2 separate regions of the Mus musculus genome follow, and region 2 is linked to region 1. The links are chromatin loops, found by intact Hi-C in ENCODE. Cell type or tissue: heart. All regions are shown on one strand. Links, peaks and the distances in the headings refer to the core of each region. The heading gives the core; the rest is flanking DNA.

Region 1 (8,862 bases), core at 671-8,670:
TTAGCACTTCCTCATGACATTGCCATCTATGCTGCCAATGGCCCTTCTGAGGACACCTGGAAAGACAGATGATGGACTTAAGGGTTAACCGTGGAAGCTTTAACACCAGTGTAGACATGGGAGCCTTATGTTCCCTCTGGGACCTGCAAATGGCTTCCCCATGTATGGACTGGTCAGCTGTGCTGTAGAGCCCTGTGAACCCACAACAGGACATACATATACATATCCTTATCACTATCATGCCTGAACACACACACACACTTATATCCCCACACTCATGCCTGTGCATACCTGCCCATTCACATGTAAGAAATATCAAGTATAAAAACATGAAAACCTTGGAGTACCTTTGCAGGTCTGGGCCAGGATATACTGAAAAGTCACTCAAGGCAGCAGATCTCACAGGAGAGATTTATTGAGGGTAGTCTGTATGCAAAGGATGCCTCTGGATGAGGGTGTGTGTGTGTGGGGGGGGGGGCAGAAACAGAGAGACCAAGACTTGAGAGACAGAGAGACCAGGAAACAGAGAGCAGGCTGTGGTGGCCAGACCCTTTTAAAAGGGTCTATCTCATGCATATACAGAGAATATGAAACTCCTGATGATAGTGGAGATGTGTTGCATTTGGTTTTGGCTGCTTCCACTGAGCTGCTAATGGTGGGCAGGGGCCAGGGGAGCATCTGGTTTCTAATAGTACGTGCCTAGACATCCTCTTGTATCTCTTGGCTCTGACTTGCTGCACTGGGTATCTCTCTACACCCATGTGGCACATCTTTCTACTAAAGACACTGTTTTCATTTCCCCAAAAGCCTCAGCTGCTCTCTCCTTTCTCTCTATTGGGTAAATGTCACCCCAGAACTGTTGGGATTATAGGCATGAGACACTGTACCAGGCAGTAAAATTACAGTCTTAACTTTTCCCCTAAGCTCCTCTATGACCTGTCCTCTCTGACTGACGCACTGCACTGGTGCAGTACTGCAGGGTCCTCAAGACTCATCTCTGTATAAATCAATATAGTAAAGGGGAAGGATTATTTATTAATTTATTTAGAGACAGGGTTTTTCTGTGTGTCCCAGGCTATCCTTGAACTTAGAGATTCACCTGCTTCTGCTGCCTGAGTGCTGGGATTAAAGGTATGACCCACCACTCCCTGGGTAAGGGGGAGTGTTTTATTGTAGATATGAAAAAGAGCACAGTTGGAGGCGTCTGGAAGAATCCAGAATAGAGGAAGAGATTAGTAGACTGGGGGCTGGAGAGGTGGGTCAGTGGCTAAGAGCACTGACTGCTCTTCTAAAGGTCCTAAGTTCAATTCCCAGCAGTCACATGAAATGGGCACACAACCATCTATAATGGGATCTGATGCCCTCTCCTGTTATAGCTGAAGACAGTGGTAATGTACTGTGAAAAGGGCCAGGGTACTAGTGTGGATTTTGAAATGTATAACAGGTACTTATGATATTGAGGAGCCTGGAGACCATCATAAGTTTTGAAATGCCAAAGGCAACATGAGTAGCCCTGTGTACCTTCAGCCAGAGGTAAGGGAAATGACTCCTTTCAGTGGAGAACAGCTTCACAATTTCTGAGGAGCGCTGGCTTTTTTTTTTTTTTAAAGATTTATTTATTTTATTTGTATGAGTACACTGTCCCTGTCTTCAGACACATACCAGAAGAGAAGAGGGCATCAGATCCCATTACAGATGATTGTGAGCTGAAAGACTCCTAGAGGAGCCCCTCGCTCAGGTCTCGGGACAATAGTGGACACCTAAGAACTCACGAGAGACCAAGCTTGATGCAAACCACATGAGGCTTTATTTGGGGAAAGCCAGAGCTCTGGGGACGACTCATATCCCACGCAGGGGTAGAGGAGTCGACCTCGAGGGGAAAGGGGTCTCAGTTTTTATAGGCCCTCGGGGGGAAGGGGGGGGAGGAGAAGGGAGAGTAGGGGATTTCCAGATCTAAACAATGTCTATTCTCAAGAAATGGGTATGGGAGGGGTACAAGGAAAGAGTCTGGTGCAGGTGTAGCAACTCAGGATTGGCCCGGATGTGGTTGCTGGGGAGATTTTCTGACTCTTTCCCAGAAACCAGTATTGTGAGGTGCAGCAGTGGGCACACACCTGGGTTCAAGGAACTGTCAAAACATTGGCAGACACACAGGTTCAAGGAGTGACCAGAGCATTGTGCACCTCTATGTTTCTAAATCAATGAAGCTAGTTCTGCTAACAGTGGAATCTATTTTGCCAATTTCAGGGCTTCTGTGACCTTTTACATTCTGTCAGGATCTTTCAGAGCCACCATGTGGTTGCTGGACTTGAACTCAGGACCTCTGGAAGAGCAGTCAGTGTTCTTAACCACAGAGCCATCTCTCCAGCACGGAATGCTGGCTTTTATCTAACTGCCAGAAATCCTCCTATAGCCTAGGTTGAGCCCATTTCTGGATGTTTGGATTGTCTTTTGGGGCTTGGGGAATTAGAGTTTCCTTTGGACGCAACCATCTGCATGCAGCCTGTTCAGAATGTCCTTCCTCAGCAAGGCTAGGAGACCTGGGAGTCTGTCTTTATATCATTTTGCTGTTATTTTTCTGGGATGTAACCTCTGAACTGAGAGGGGCAGAACTGACCATATGTTGAGGTCATATGCCAGTCACCAGGAGGGCAGTCCTGAGGATTGTGAAACCTCATAGTGACTTAGCTCAGAGTAGGAGGTCAAGGCCCTGGCTCCCCAGGGGTCATGGTAGTTACACCCCCTCTATTCCTTCACCCAGCTCTGTCCCTGTTATATGAGGTGGTGTCTTCTCTCTCCCCACGCTCCTGGGCATCTGGCAGTGGCACCTGTCCAGCCTTTCTCTGGTCATAGGTATTGCAGGTGAGCCATATAGCTTGTGCACCCACCTGGGAACATGGGTCTTTCTCTAAGACTGTTGATGCTGAATGCAGTGTGCTGTGTGGCTGTTTTCAGATACTGACTGACAGATAAAGAAATAACTAGGACAGCAGCCCTTTCAAGGCAAGTAGTCAGATCTGAACTCCAAGGCCACTCAACCAGCTGTTCCTGAGACCTGCTTCCCAGCACAGTCAGGCAGACCTGTCTGCTCTACCCACCTATGACTCATTCCCACCACACTCCTCTACCTTTCACACTTACATTGCATTAATTCCTCCCATCCACTTCCTCCAGGACAAGCTGGGACTGGGCAGCAGCCTCCGCCCAGTGATACCCTTAAGAAACATCCTCCAAACAACCCTGAGAAAGTCCTGACGATGTTCCTACAGATTGTGAGCTCTCTGGGTCCTCCTCTGCTCTCAGCTAGGCTCCTAGTCACTCAGTCATTTACATGATAGCCAGAACAAACCAACTCTGCCATTTCAGAGACAGAGGCCTTTCCAGGGGAAAGGTAAGTTCTGAGTGTTTTCAGGAAAGCAGGTCTGGGCAGGGCACCCAGGCAGGAGCCCTGAGGTTTTCTAGGGCACTACCTTAAGGTACTGGTGCCCACAGGCACACAGCCTTCCACAGGAAATCCCTGCTCCCTGGATGGACTCAGTCCTGCCTGACAACTGCTCAGTTCAGGGTTTGAACCAGTGAGCAGGGATAATTTGTTCATTTTTTATGCTGAGGCTATTAGATGGCAGCTATGGGCAAGCAGGACTATCTCTTACTTCCCTGTATCCTCCTTCCTGCATCTTGTGTCCTGTGTTCTTCATCTCCCATGCAACACCTCTGTCCTTCATCCTGCATCTTCTGCTCTGTGTTCATCTTCCATCTTGCAACCTGCCTCCTGTGTCCTGTTCCATCTACCCTGCATCTTGCATCTCGTATCCTGCATTCTCCTTTCATACTATGTCTTCTATTCTCCATCATGGATCCTGTATCCTTTATCCTCCATGCTGCATCTTTTTTTTAAAGATTTATTTATTTATTTATTATATATAAGTTACACTGTAGCTGTCTTCAGACACTCCAGGAGATGGAGTCAGATATTGTTACAGATGGTTGTGAGCCACCATGTGGTTGCTGGGAATTGAACTCAGGACCTTTGGAAGAGCAGTCGGTGCTCTTAACCGCTGAGCCATTACTTCAGCCCCTCCATGCTGCATCTTGCTTCCTCCATTTTCCTTCCCATATCCCAAGACCTCCGTTCTCCCTCCTGCAATAAAAGCACCTGGGGCATTTTGAGGCTGGCACATTCTTTCTTATCCATGCTGTGGGACTTGCCCTGTCCCAGTATACACCCTTCACTAGCTGAGTGAAGGACCTTGGCTGCTTAGAGTTCTTTGGTCCTCCCTGTATGAGAACATTCACGGATTGGGCAGCTCCATGCCACATGGCCAGGGTGGGGCTGGCAGCTGAGCTAGCATTGTGTGGTGCTGTGGAAGCAGTTCCCATTTCTTTGAATTCCTTGAAGGTAGGAGTAGCCTGGCCAGCTACTCAGCTCTGCTCATCTGTCTACACTGAGCTCAATGGTCCCTGCCTTATGGGGCGTGGCTCCTTGAGTCATTCCTGCTCCACCCAGAGCTTGGCGTGTGACCTCCGTGCCCTGGAATGTGTGGCTCCTGATGTACTTTGCACCTCTCATCTTTCCCAGCCTGCACTGTAAATGGACACCTGATCCTGGAAGCTCTACCCTTCTCCCAGTCCTTCAATAGCTCTTTGGATTACCTGAATAATTCCCAAAAGCCTTTGCAAGGCCACTTTCCCTTCCATCTTCCTCTTTTTTACATGGTCAGTCCTACGTAGTGAAAATTTTGGTTTCTTTAAAAAACTCAGTTATGGGGGTTGGAGAGATGGCTCAGTGGTTAAGAGCACTAACTACTCTTCCGGAGGTTCTGAGTTCAATTCCCAGCAACTACATGGTGGCTTACAACCATCTGTAATGGGATCTGATGCCCTCTTTTGGTGTGTGTCTGAAGACAGCTGCAGTGTACTCATATAAATAAAAATAAATAAATCTTTAAAAACCCAGTTATGTTATGTGAATATATATTTGTTTTATTATTTATTTATTTATTTATTTATTTATTTATTTGCTTTTCGAGACAGGGTTTCTCTGTGTAGCCCTGGCTGTCCTGGAACTCACTCTGTAGACCAGGCTGGCCTCAAACTCAGAAATCTGCCTGCCTCTGCCTCCTGAGTGCTTGGGATTAAAGGCGTGCGCCACCATGCCTGGCTGTATTTTTTTTTTTAAAGATTTATTTATTATTGTATGTAAGTACACTGTAGCTGTCTTCAGACACACCAGAAGAGGGAGTCAGATCTCATTACGGATGGTTGTGAGCCACCATGTGGTTGCTGGGATTTGAACTCTGGATCTTCTGAAGAGCAGTCGGGTGCTCTTACCCACTGAGCCATCTCACCAGCCCCCTGTATTTTTGTTTTAATCCCAGGTGTGGGATGAGCGGCTGCTTTACAGCAAGTGATTATGATTTGCCTCATGCACTAGCAGAGGTGTGTTTTTTGCCAGGTGCTGATAGTTTAATTCTGGGGACTCTGGAGAGGGAACAAATGCCAGAGCCCAGAGAGGGGTAGGGAGGCTACTGATGTGGTTTCTGCTGCTCCTGGTTGTTGCTCTTGTGGTTTGACAAGAAGTTGGAGATACCCTGACAACAAAGATTGGACTTGCCCCACTGGGTGTGGTGGCGCACGCCTTCAATCTCAAGCACTCGGGAGGCAGAGGCAGGCGGATTTCTGAGTTCGAGGCCAGCCTGGTCTACAGAGTGAGTTCCAGGACAGCCAGGGCTACACAGAGAAACCCTGTCTCGAAAAGCAAAAAACAAACAAACAAACAAACAAACAAAAAAGATTGGACTTGCGCCAAGGAACTCATTGTCCCTAACTAGCAGGAAGTAGTCTTAAGCAGTCTATGCCACTTTTCTCCTCTAACCTTCCTTCTTTCCTACCCAGTGTTGGAGGCTTGGAAGGGATTAGGGTAGAATAAGTTAGAAGTATAAGAACCCAATAAAATAGTAATCTCCTCCCTTGGGTGCCCACCTAGACTGACATCCAGCTGTACTTGACTTCCCTGATGGAATCCAAAACCTGTGAAGAGGCTCAGCCCTAGAATATATCCTCCTACAGGATTTAGTCTTAGTATGACACACAAATTCGGAAATAACATAGGTTCCTCAGGTTGGTCGAAGCTTATATACAGATAGCCAATGTAAACAGTTGGTACATAACATATACCATTATATGCCTGTATGGCCAATGTAAACAGCTGGTGCTTAGCATATGCCATCTATATGTTTGTAGTGTCTGTGGTTGTTGACCCTGGTAGGATGTGAAAGCTAAACAACCAACACCTTTGTGGGTTTCACAGCAAGCTCTGTGCCTGATGGGATCCCAAGCTGGTGAAAAAGGTTTGTCTTAAAAGGAAAGCAGACAGCCTGAGAGGGGTGCCACATACAGGTTAACAAGTGAAACACTACATTCAAGGGGTCAAAGGAAATGTAGTTTATATTCAGCCCACATGGGGTGTGTTTTGTACTGTAGAGTCTTCCCTATCTATCTGAAGTTTGAGCCTGGGCAAGAGGCCAAATTCCCAGTGCTACCTTTGGTAGCTTCCAAGGACATGAGAGGTTGTAGCAGCAAGGTTGATTGGAATAATAAGCTGTGAGGCACTGGGTTGGGGTTGTGGAATCTCCTCCCTCCTGTTCTACCACCTCTAATAGAAGACAGGTGAGGAGCCTCAGGAAGGAAGGAAGTGCAAGGGCTCCAAGATGGAGACATAAGGAAGTCCAAGAAAGCCAAACCCAAGGTGTTTGAGAAGAGTTGGCGTGAAGAAGCAGAGCAAAACAAGATGAACAGGTTCAGAGCCAGGGCAGCTCAGCACTATTGAACAGGTTCCAAATGTCCTGGTTCCCTTTTCCTCAGAACCCTGTGGTGTGGCACTGCCCTGGAGACCAAGACAGCCAGGAACTTTGCCGGAAGCTCTGCCAGGACACAGCTGTCTTGTTCTTCTTGCCTGCAACCAAGGTGAAGAAATGCAAGGTGGGGCTGCTGCTGGCCTTCCCTTCTCCCTCTGGCCTCTCTATTTCCTCCTACCCCTGGGGGCAAGTATGGTGAATTCTCTCTCTCTCTCTCTCTCTCTCTCTCTCTCTCCATAGTCTCTCTATGTAACTTTAGCTGGCTCCTAAAGCCACCATGTCTGTTTGTTTGTTTGTTTGTTTGTTTTTAGAGACAGGGTTTCTCCCTGGCTGTCCTGGAACTCACTTTGTAGACCAGGCTGGCCTCGAACTAAAAAACCCGCCTGCCTCTGACTCCCGAGTGCTGGGATTAAAGGTGTGCACCACCAACGCCTGGCTTCACCTTGCCTGTCTTATCTCTGGTAGACCAAGCTAGTCTTGAACTCATAGAGATCTGCCTGCCTCTGTTTCCCAGACACTGGGATGTTGGACGATGTCCATCCCACCGCAGGGCATGGCCACTTGGGGAGGGGAGTTTGACTGTGCTTATCCCATGCTGTTGTCACAAGGGTGGGTGCCAGGCTGTAGGGAAGCTCTGAGACATCACTTTGAAGGTGGGAAAGTGCAGTCTAAGATACAGGAAAGCCGGAGCTGATTCGGGGGTTCGATGAGACCAGGGCCATGGGGTTCTCAGACTCTTGGACATCCAGGTGCCTCTGGGAGTTCTGGAAGAGCTGAGAACAGAGTCATGGGCCCTTGGGCTGGGGATAGAGTCTAGTCTAGGGCAGGGGGAAATGGGAGTTCCTGCTTGTCCCAGTGGTGATTGTCCTTAGTTGTTGGTGATGGTTGTGACTGGTAGTGCAGAGAGCCTTCTACAGGTTGTTCTGTAGTCAAATGCCTTCTCCGTGGCTCCCTACAGCGGATCTTGATGAAAGACACAGTCCATGGTTCTAAACAGGTTATTGGTTGTTCATGTGGAAAACAGGTGCATAATTTATACTCATTTCTCCGGGTGGACCTGAGATTAAATACGTTTTGCAAGGAGGAATGTCTGGGAAGGGAAGCTTATTGGCTAAACCCTCTGGACTGCTAGGTACATCTTTAGCACGGAGAACTCTGTTTTGGAGGACATGTTTCCAGGCTAGAGTGTCAGGGAGTGAGGACTTGCCTAAGTCTCAGGTGTGTGCCCACTGAGTCTCTGGGTCTCAACCTGGCACGGTTTTTATGTCCTATACCGGTATTAAAGGTGTGTGCCACCACCTTGTGGTTGTCTCTGTTCTTTCTTTTTTTTTTTTTCAATTGTTTGGGGGGGGGGGTTAGAATTATTTATTTATTTTATGTACATGAGTAACACCGTAGCTGTCTTCAGACATACCAGAAGAGGGCATTGGATCCCATTACAGATGGTTGAGAGCAACCATGTGGTTGTTGGGTATTGAACTCAGGACCTCTGGAAGTACAAGTTAGTGTTCTTAACCACTGAGCCATCTCTCCAGTCTCTGTCTCTGGTTCTTGAGAGGGCTGTTTGAGTTGTTTCTGGACCCTTGCTTCACTGAGGGCCCAGTTGGGTAAGGTGGTCTTCCCACTTAGCATGGATTACAGCCTCAATCCTAGGGCTGGTATTACTCACCTTTCATCTTTTAAATAGTATTTTGGGCAGACAAGGTGAGTCAGGGAGAAAAGACATTAGCTGTCAGGTTTGATAACCTGAGTTTGATCTCTGGGACCTGTATAAACTGATGGCATGACCACTCCTTGGTGTGGTTAAGGAGAAGTTTTGTTTGTTTCTGTTTTCTCTCTTTCTCTCTCCCTCTCCCTCCCTCTCCCTTTCCCCATACGCCCCTTTTCTCTCTCTGTCTCTGTGTCTCTGTCTCTCTCTCTCTGTCTGTCTCTCTCTCTCTGTGTGTGTCTGTGTGCTGTGTGCACAGAGCCCATGGAGAAGAGGGCATCAGACACCTGAAACTGG
Region 2 (8,862 bases), core at 303-8,302, 60 kb before region 1:
AAGAGTATGTCTGTGTATGGGTTTGTACATTTGGGTATAGTGCCCAGAAGCCAGAAAGCGGCACCATATGTGAGCTGTCTGACCCGAATGCTGTGTTGCTATGTTCCAGTATAGGCCACACCTTATAAACAGACTCCTGTTCTCCCATTATTTAAAAGAAAAAGACTAAGTAAAATTTCCCAGTCGCTACAAAGACTGTAAATAAAACTTGTACATGGGCTGGAGAGATGGCTCAGAGGTTGAGATAACTGACTGCTCTTCCAGAGGACCTGAGTTCAACCACATGGTGGCTCACAACCATTTATAATGAGATCTGGTGGCCTCTTCTGACATTCAGACATATATGCAGGCAGAACACTGTGTGTATAATAAATAATTTTTTTTAAAAACTGAAAAGACAAAAACAAAACTTGGGCATTTCATTTACAAAGAGGCTCTCAAACTAATTAGCAGACAACAAACCAAGTATGTATGCCACAGAGGTTTCCTAGACAGCAGGTCTACAACATGGATAGTTATTCTTGTATTTATAATACCCAAACTAAAAACAAAAGAATCATTAAGTCAGTATGGTGAATAATACTTTAATCCTAGCACTCAGGAGGCAGAGGAAGGGCAACCTCTGGGTTCTGGGCCAATCAGGACTACAGAGCTGTGTTTGTTTGTATTTCGAATGGCTGGGCTGGAGCTTACTAAAAAAGCACAGGTTCATCCCCAGCACCTGTGAACCCAGCAGATGCAAAGGGCAGGAGGATCAGATAGCTGAGTTTGAAGCCAGCCTAGGCGCGCATATCTTGACTTTCAGCTCTAAGCAGTTAAAACATACTGTAAGATAATTCACAAATTAGAGACAATCCACATCATCATGACAAATTCTCCACAGCTAATCTTAAACTAACCAAGCCTGTGTCTTTTCCAAAATCTTTAGAAGTATATCTACGTACACAATTTGGAGTGGGGGTACGAACATAGCATAGTTATGGAGGACACAGGGCAGTTCTCTCCTTCCACCTTTACTGTCTATGGACGTACTCAAGTCATCAGGCTTGCACAGCAAATGCTTTTTTTAACCAGCTAAGCCCCATTATATGCCCCGACCCAACCATGTCTTTATTTGCAAATGCTAAAGTTTTATTTAGTGGTCTATTTTTTGTTGTTTTTTAAAGGATACCAAGACAATACAAAAGGAGCCACTGTAATTTCTCCTTATTAACTGTTCTGGATTATTTGGAGACTTCAGTGGCAGCACTTCCTTAACATGTGCTAGGCTATGTGCTCCATCCCATGAATCACCAAGACACATCATTTCAGTTACAATGTTAAAATTCATTCATAATAGCAACTGAAAGTGATGGGATCCCAAGTTTGAAGCCAGTGGAGCTATTACATAATAAGAGCCTGTCTCAAGGAATGAAAACAGAACAGTGTGTATATGGCTGCGGACAAGAATGCAATCCTTGGTATTATCAAAAGTGGGTAAAGAAACTGCAGAATGTCCTCTGACCTCCAACAGCCAAAACACACACCTGCGTGTAATTTACTGAACAAAACTTTAGTATATATAGTACTGACTGCTCTTCCAGAGGATCCAAGGAGTTCCATTCCCAGCATATACAGGGGGACTCACAGCCATTCATAAGTACAGCCTCGGGGAATCAGACTCCCTCTTCTAGTGTCTGCCAACACCAGGCATGCACCCATACATTTTAAATATTTTAAGGAAGAACTTTGTGTGATCCTGTTTTCTGACACTGAAGTAACCAACATGCAAAGGACTGACAAAAATATCTAAGTGGTAGAAAGAAAAAAAGAAAAGAAAGAAAAAACAGAGTACAGAGAAGGTAACAAAAGGTCTAAACGAGGTAAACATATAACACTAATGAAATGTCCACATTTTATATTACAGAATGCTAAATTGAAAGCTTATGTTTCTGTGAGCTCCCTACCAATAAAAGCCCAGGAGCAAACTATGCACTGAACACAACTCAAACAGCAGGTAGAATATACTAATGACTCATGGCCCAAACACTCCATATTCCTATGCTTCCTTATCAACTCCCAAATACAAAAGCCAAAACAGAAAAGTGCAAAGGGGTGGAGGACTAAGTGTGGGGGCAGAATACACCATGGAAATTCCTAGCAACTAAAAACTGAGTGACTTTAAAACCAAATTACCAACACAACATAGGAATAAAATCTCAGCACTTGAGAACTAGGCCAACCTGGGCAATTCACTGGGATCTACCTCCTCACAAAACTGCTAAGCAGTTGCACATGTCACCTAAGCCTAGCCCTAAGGCAAAAGGACTGCTATAAATTCTCAGCTAGCCAAGGCCACAAGGTGAAACCAATTCTCAAGCAAAAACAAAAGAAAAATAGGGCTGGAGAGATGGCTCAGCAGTTAAAAGCACTGACTGCTCTTCCAGAGGTTCTAAGTTCAATACCCAGTAGCCACATGGCAGCTCACAACTGTCTAACTCCAGTTCCAGGGGATCTGACACCTTCATAGATATATATCCGGGCAAAATAACAATGAACATATAGCAAAATTAATTTTAAACAGAAAAAAGAAAAACAACACCCTAAGGAGACATACAGGGCAAGGACTAATTCCACTCCTCAGAGCTAAATTTAAAGTATTCCCTCATTGCATACAACTCCCATTTTTCAAATGGTTATCTTTTTACACTTCAAGAATGGAAAATGACTCCTTGGAATTAATAGAAATAAAACCACAGCCCAGCACCACACTGAGTCAGATTGACACTCGGGATAGACAGAACTAAAGGGTGTTGTGTATGTTAAACAAACTGTGTCACTTCCATCTTGTAAAGTGATTTTGTTTATAATTAGTCTACTGCATGAGGAACCTTGGAAACACAGTAATCAGAACTGTAACCTAGACTAGGTTACATGCTAGGACATCCGATGGCTCTGTTGGGAGGATGGGGAGGTACGTTCTGCTGTTCGAAGATGACAACTCAGTACTTAGTTCATCTCCTGTGCTAATTGCTCTTAAAAAACGTGAACCTGCTACTTCCCCTTCCAAAAGATAAATGCATTGGCACTGTTCCCATACCAGGAAGCTTAGGGTTCACTAAAGTACTCCTATTGAAGAACATCATGGATATGCCCACCAAGGATGTGGGGCTCACCTGTGAGTTGTCCACTGTCATCAACAGAATATAAAAGTGAGCCAGACGTGATGGACACCCCTTTAATCTTCACACAGGAGAAAGAGGCAAAGTCAGACTAATATGAGTTGAGGCCAGCTGGATCTACAAAGCAAGTTCCAGGCCAGGTGGGGTTACATGGAGTAACCCTGTCTCAAAAAATCAAATTTTGTACTGTGCAACCAAGCAAGGTACTTGTGTTCGTCACTTATGTGTGTGTGTGTGGGGGGGGGGGGGGGGAGCATGGAGGGGAAAAAAGTGTTACAGGAAAACCTTAGAAAGTAAATGAAAGCCTCACTGTACTGCTCAATGCAAAAAACAAGCCTAAGAACAAATGTCTTCAGGGGCTAGCTGCTTTTCCAGGGGGCCCAGGGTTCGATTCCCAGAACGTACATACATGGCAGCTCACAACAGGCTCCAGGGGATCTGACACCTTGACATGCAGACAAAATATCAATGCATAAAAAATAATTTTTTTAAAATGAGTATATATTAGCAATCTTGAATCAACCAGATATTGGGGGAGGGGGGGAGCAAAGTGGCCTCATCCTCCTCCTTCCTGGCCAGAACAAGCTTGAGAGCACAGTGAGTCTATAACTCAATATCACATCTACCATCTTTGTTTTAGAAAGAACAAGGAAGCTAATGAAAGTTGCAGGCAAGCTGTGGTCTAAAACCCATTGAAAATGTAACAACTGGAAACTGGTCTATAACGTGTTTCTACATACTTTTAAATCTTATCTACTTCTCTCTTTCAAATCCCACTGGGAAGAGAAATGGTACTTTGTCCTTAAAGCAATTAAGGACATGTGTGTGATCAAGCCTGAGATGCAGTCATCAATCCAATGCAAGATTAAGCCATCTGTTCTGACAGCACCACTGATCTCTGAAATTACATTTTTCCTAACTCCCAACTCTTCTCTCTAAACATCCCCAGCTTTCAAGACTTCCTACTTCTAAATGCACTACTAGCTTCTAAGCTGTATAGACTAGGATTTAAACCTAAGCAACTGCTAAGAAATCTTACTGAGCTGGAATCTCACCTCATCTTAAATGATCCTGGGCTTACTACCAGCTCCCTGAAATAATCAAGATCAAAAGGAATTATGGGCCAGGGATCATCGCTGGTCACAGGATGACGCTGTAACAGAGATGATATGAAGGCTCACTGAGGCCTCTTAGCAGCTGGGAACTGCCTATAGCACATCTGCCTCAGGCCAACAGGGACCCTGGCATACCTTTACCTTGGTTGCAGCACTCTGGGGGAAGTTTCTGTTGTCTAAATCACTTTGTTACAGTACTCTCAGTGCTACCTGGCTGGTGGTTCAGTCCTCCTACAAAGAGGACTGACCTGGGGCATCTGGACCCCTCCCCTCCTTGGTGTTCAAGTCAACTCTCGTAATCTGACCAAATACAACATGGTGGTGATAGAAGCAATTCTTTTTATTCTAGATAAACTTTAAATAAAATAAACCTTCTTATAAAACAGAGACCCAGGCCATTCCTTTTTGTTTATTGTTGAACAAGCAGCGCCTCGGGGTCCGGCCCACTGTGCTCCTCCTCGCTCAGCAGCTCCTCATACTCCTCGCTGAGCTCCTCCGCATCCCCGAGACTGGCTTCCTCCTCGCTGGAGACGAGGTCCAGGTCCTCACTGAGAAGTCCGCCCTGGCCCCAGCTACAGCCTTCACTTGACTCATCTTCACTAAGGTCCAGCTCCTCACTGGATATCACATCCAAAACCTCACTGTGCTCGTCACTCAGGGCGTCTTCTACTGACTCCTCAAAACAGGGCTGGTCTAGTTCTTCACTAGGTTCCAAGTCCTCACTGGCCACTTCCTCGAATCCTGGAGAGTAAAATGACTGACTCACTACATTAAATTCATGGCTCAGAAGAAGTACCCTCCACACAATCACCCTCCCCCACAAGGCTTGTTCCAAGGCTCTCCATACCATAGGCCAGTGGGCTACCAAGTCCTTCCCCGGATTCACAAGTCTTTGTGAAGAAAGAGCAAACTAGGTGATAAAGGGAAAGGAAAGACCCTCTGCCAACAGCAATGTCAAAGGCAATGTGGTCATTCCTGAGCATAAGGACAAAGTGAACCCACACAGTTCTCTAAGAGATACTTCCTGTCATAACTAGTAGAACCAAAAACCCTACTACTGCCAAGTACTTGTCAGTCTTAAATTATCAGGTTTACAGAACCAGGACAAAAGTAATCATGTCCTGAGTTAGTAAAGCACACCCAGTAAAGAGATGAATCGAATATGAATTAATAATGCACACCCTGTCTTCAATCAACATTCCAACAAAGGTTCAGTTATGGGTAAGATCATATTCTGGGAAATGTAAAGGTTAGCTAACCTCAGCATTCCATATACACCCCCTTCACTACTAAGCTCCTTGTGGGAACTGCCAATATTCTGGCCTTCCTGGAAAAGTTTTCAGTCACAGGGAACAGTGTTTCAAGATTTCTGCAGGATTCCAGAGCATCTCCCTTCTCATGGTCTCTAGGAAGCCCACCCCATCACCAAGGGAAGAGACCTGAAATTTTTTTAGCACAGTGTAGCTCAACAATACCTCACAACAGGACATGAGGACATTATGCGATCCCAGCACTTGAAATGCTAGCCAGAAATACAGGGACGGCATGGATTACATTTTAAAAACAAAAATCTTAAAAATGACTTTTTGAGAGATAGAGAAGGGATAGGGACTGGGTCTATAAAACCCAGAAAAGACTCTGTCTCAACCTCCCAAGTAGCTGTGATTGTTGGCACAATAATTATACTGCATCCAGCATATTTGTAAGAGTAAGCGCCTCTGAAAAACAAAAACACTCCCCCTCCCCCCGCAAAAAAAAAAAAAAAACAAAACAAAACAAAAAACGGAATATAAAAGCTGGCTGCATGAAAACTTAAAAACTGAAAAGTAACTGGGTAACTGGCTACAATCAAGAGACATTGTGACTGGGTTTACAAGGGCTCTGGATACTGCTGACTATACACTAAGTTCCCCAGCCCTGCACAAAAGACCCAGTCTACACTCCACATACCACCAGTAGGCTGCACGGTCACCTCATACACGTAGTAGCCATGGAGCAACTTCTTTTCCTGTGCGAAAATCCTTACTGCCTGAAAATGGAAGTCCCCTAGAAGACCTATAAGAATGGATTAAAGAATTATCACTGCCACACTTATGTTGGCAAAGCAAGGAAGGAGTGCCTACCTGAGCCATCCCTGGGGTGAAGCAGGCTTAGCAAGCCTACTACATTTTTTCTTGCACTACTGATACAAACAGGCACATCTAATCAAACGCTCCATAGAAAGAACTGTCTAGACTAGAGTGACAGATTCTTTTTCTCAAGGAGAACAAGCACTTGAGTATTAATTCCCTAAAAAGGAACACAGGCCTCTTTTCTGTGACAGTGCTAGGGACAGAAAGAATCCAGGGTTTGTACATAACAGGCAAGCATCTGACCAAGATCCACAGCCCTTAATTTTTGTTTGTCTTCTAGACAGGATCTCAGAGTAGCTCAGGCTAGTCTCAAAATACCTGGCATCTATCTACCTTGCACCCCAAGTGAGTTTTGGAGTTGTTAGTTTTTGTTGTTTTGTGATTCACTATGTATCCTTAACTCACCTCAAACTCATGATCCTTCTGTCCCAAGCTCCCAAGTTCTAGATTACAAAGATGTGCACAATACAGGTTTCAATTTTTTTTTTAATTAAGCAAGATAATGCAGTGTTACCTGAACTCCTCAAAGACAGAAAAGTCGGCCTACTTTATCTTATTAACTCCCAAACTGGAGAACACAAGTCTTTCACTCAGCTATCAACCCACAGCTAAGACATGAGAACAGATCCCATTTAACACTGCTGTCCCATGACAAACCAAAGTGTAAATTACTAAACACTAATTTCTAAAGAAAAAAAAATACATAGAAGCAATTGTATTGCTTTATTTTGGTTATTCCTAGGTGGGGTAGGCTACCTTGATGCTCGGAGCCGGTACTTCAGCTAAGCATGATCGATCACGTTTAGCTGTATCTTAGTTTCCTTAAAGAGTTACTGAGAATACAACACATTTTCATCTTCTCTTACTACAAATTACTTTTGCTCATCTTAAATATGTAGAAGCCATTGGAAGAGATCTTTATTTTTTTTTTCACATTTATTAGTGTGTTCCTGTACAAATAAATACTCAACCATAGAATTCAGGACTTCAAGTTTGGTGACAGGTACCTTTACCTGCTGAGCCATATTTAGACAAGACTACTGCTGCTGTTCTTGTCTACTCCTGATGTCTACTGAGATTGTAAATGCTCTACAATCCTGTCACTGGCCTTACTCTTACTCATCTGTTTATAGGAAGCTTTCTGTAGGTTTCTGCAAACATTAAACAAGCTGGTCCATCCCAACCCTCTCTCACAATAACCTTTCTCCTATTTAATTTCAGCTATGAGTGAGCATGCTCTGACACATTCACTGCTTTCCTTCCCTCAGGAAGATCAGACAAAAGTAAAATACCTCTCTCTAGCCGGGCGTGGTGGCGCTCTCTCTCCTTTAGTCTCAGCACTCAGGAGGCAGAGGCAGGATTTCTGAGTTTGAAGCCAGCCTGGTCAACAGAGTGAGTTCAAGGGCTATACAGAGAAACCCTGTCTCAAAAAAAAAAAAAAAAAAACAAAACAAATAAAACAAAAACTCTCTCTCTAAAAGGCAGGTTAAAGGAAATCAGTCTCTGCCTCTCCCTCCCCTCCACACACACGCCCATTGAGGTCAACTTCGTATCACAACACCTACCAGATCCAGGGTGACTTGTTCCTCTTCACACCCATGCCATGCCATGCAGGGATCCCACCTGTCTCCCTTTGCTATCACTGGTAGACACAACTGTCTTTTTCCTCCTGGGGGTTTGCTGGTGATGTTCAATCTCTTCAGCCACACAGGATGTTTCCCTCTCAGTGCACCAGGACAAAAGAAAGGCAGCAATAACACATTCAATGCTGACCTCCCATGTCCAGTGCTCACCAATGGTCAGCCATAAGGAAGATCTCTAGTAACTAAGTGACAGCTGACAAGGACATGGAAACGTTTGCACCTATGCACAAGATCCCTAAGAGTCCAGGGTCAGGCATCAGAATAAAGGCAAGAGATAGGAGAATCTACTTTCCCAAATTCCAACAGCTGCTATCAGAATGCCATCTGCCTTGTTCTAGATGCATCCTTTCTTCACACGCTAAAGTGGACTACAATAACAGTTAGAAAAGGTGTGTTTATGGAACTCATGTGTGTGTTCTGGACCAGCATCTATGATATTTAGTGCGTTTCGCAAACTCACTAATAAACTAGCTTGTAGAGTGGAAGTAGGTGAATACTAAAGATGTCAGTATATCCAAGATCCTGGTTTCAAATCCTGAGTATCAAAAGCAAGAAATAAATGTTTAAGATCAGATTTCCAACATCTTATCCTGTCCCAACCATGAATTCACCAGAGAGCAAAAACAAATTAACTAGGATAGAATAATACACATGGAAGAGGGAAATAATGCCCTAAAATCTTTATTGCTGAAGTCACCAATCAAAAAACTCTGAAAAGGTTGGCAGGAAATGCCTGACGACTCCACTAGTCCAAAAAGACAAGAGTTCAGTAACACAACAAAATGTTAAATGCAAACATTTAACATGGTAC

What was found. A loop is a pair of places that touch in the nucleus more often than their neighbours do. Peaks named below come from ENCODE experiments on the same cell type or tissue, not always from the same donor. Only the 100,000 strongest peaks of a DNase experiment are listed, where the experiment ranks them.
Region 2: a loop joins it to region 1, with 8 times the contacts of the local background. A loop is called at or near these places in 15 of 42 quality-filtered maps.

What each region holds. Positions count from the first base shown.
Region 1 is chr5:29,694,247-29,703,108 of GRCm38, reverse strand. It overlaps Gm42245 (a long non-coding RNA gene), which reads left to right and starts at 3,248. Exons shown (of 3, transcript XR_880916.3): 1 at 3,248-3,391; 2 at 6,865-6,981. In heart, for the core only: no CTCF peak of the experiment used is centred there; no DNase peak of the experiment used is centred there.
Region 2 is chr5:29,753,703-29,762,564 of GRCm38, reverse strand. The region is part of intron 5 of Dnajb6 (DnaJ heat shock protein family (Hsp40) member B6); the gene reads right to left. Among named protein-coding and RNA genes, the nearest start is that of Gm5129, 22 kb to the right of the region's middle. In heart, for the core only: no CTCF peak of the experiment used is centred there; no DNase peak of the experiment used is centred there.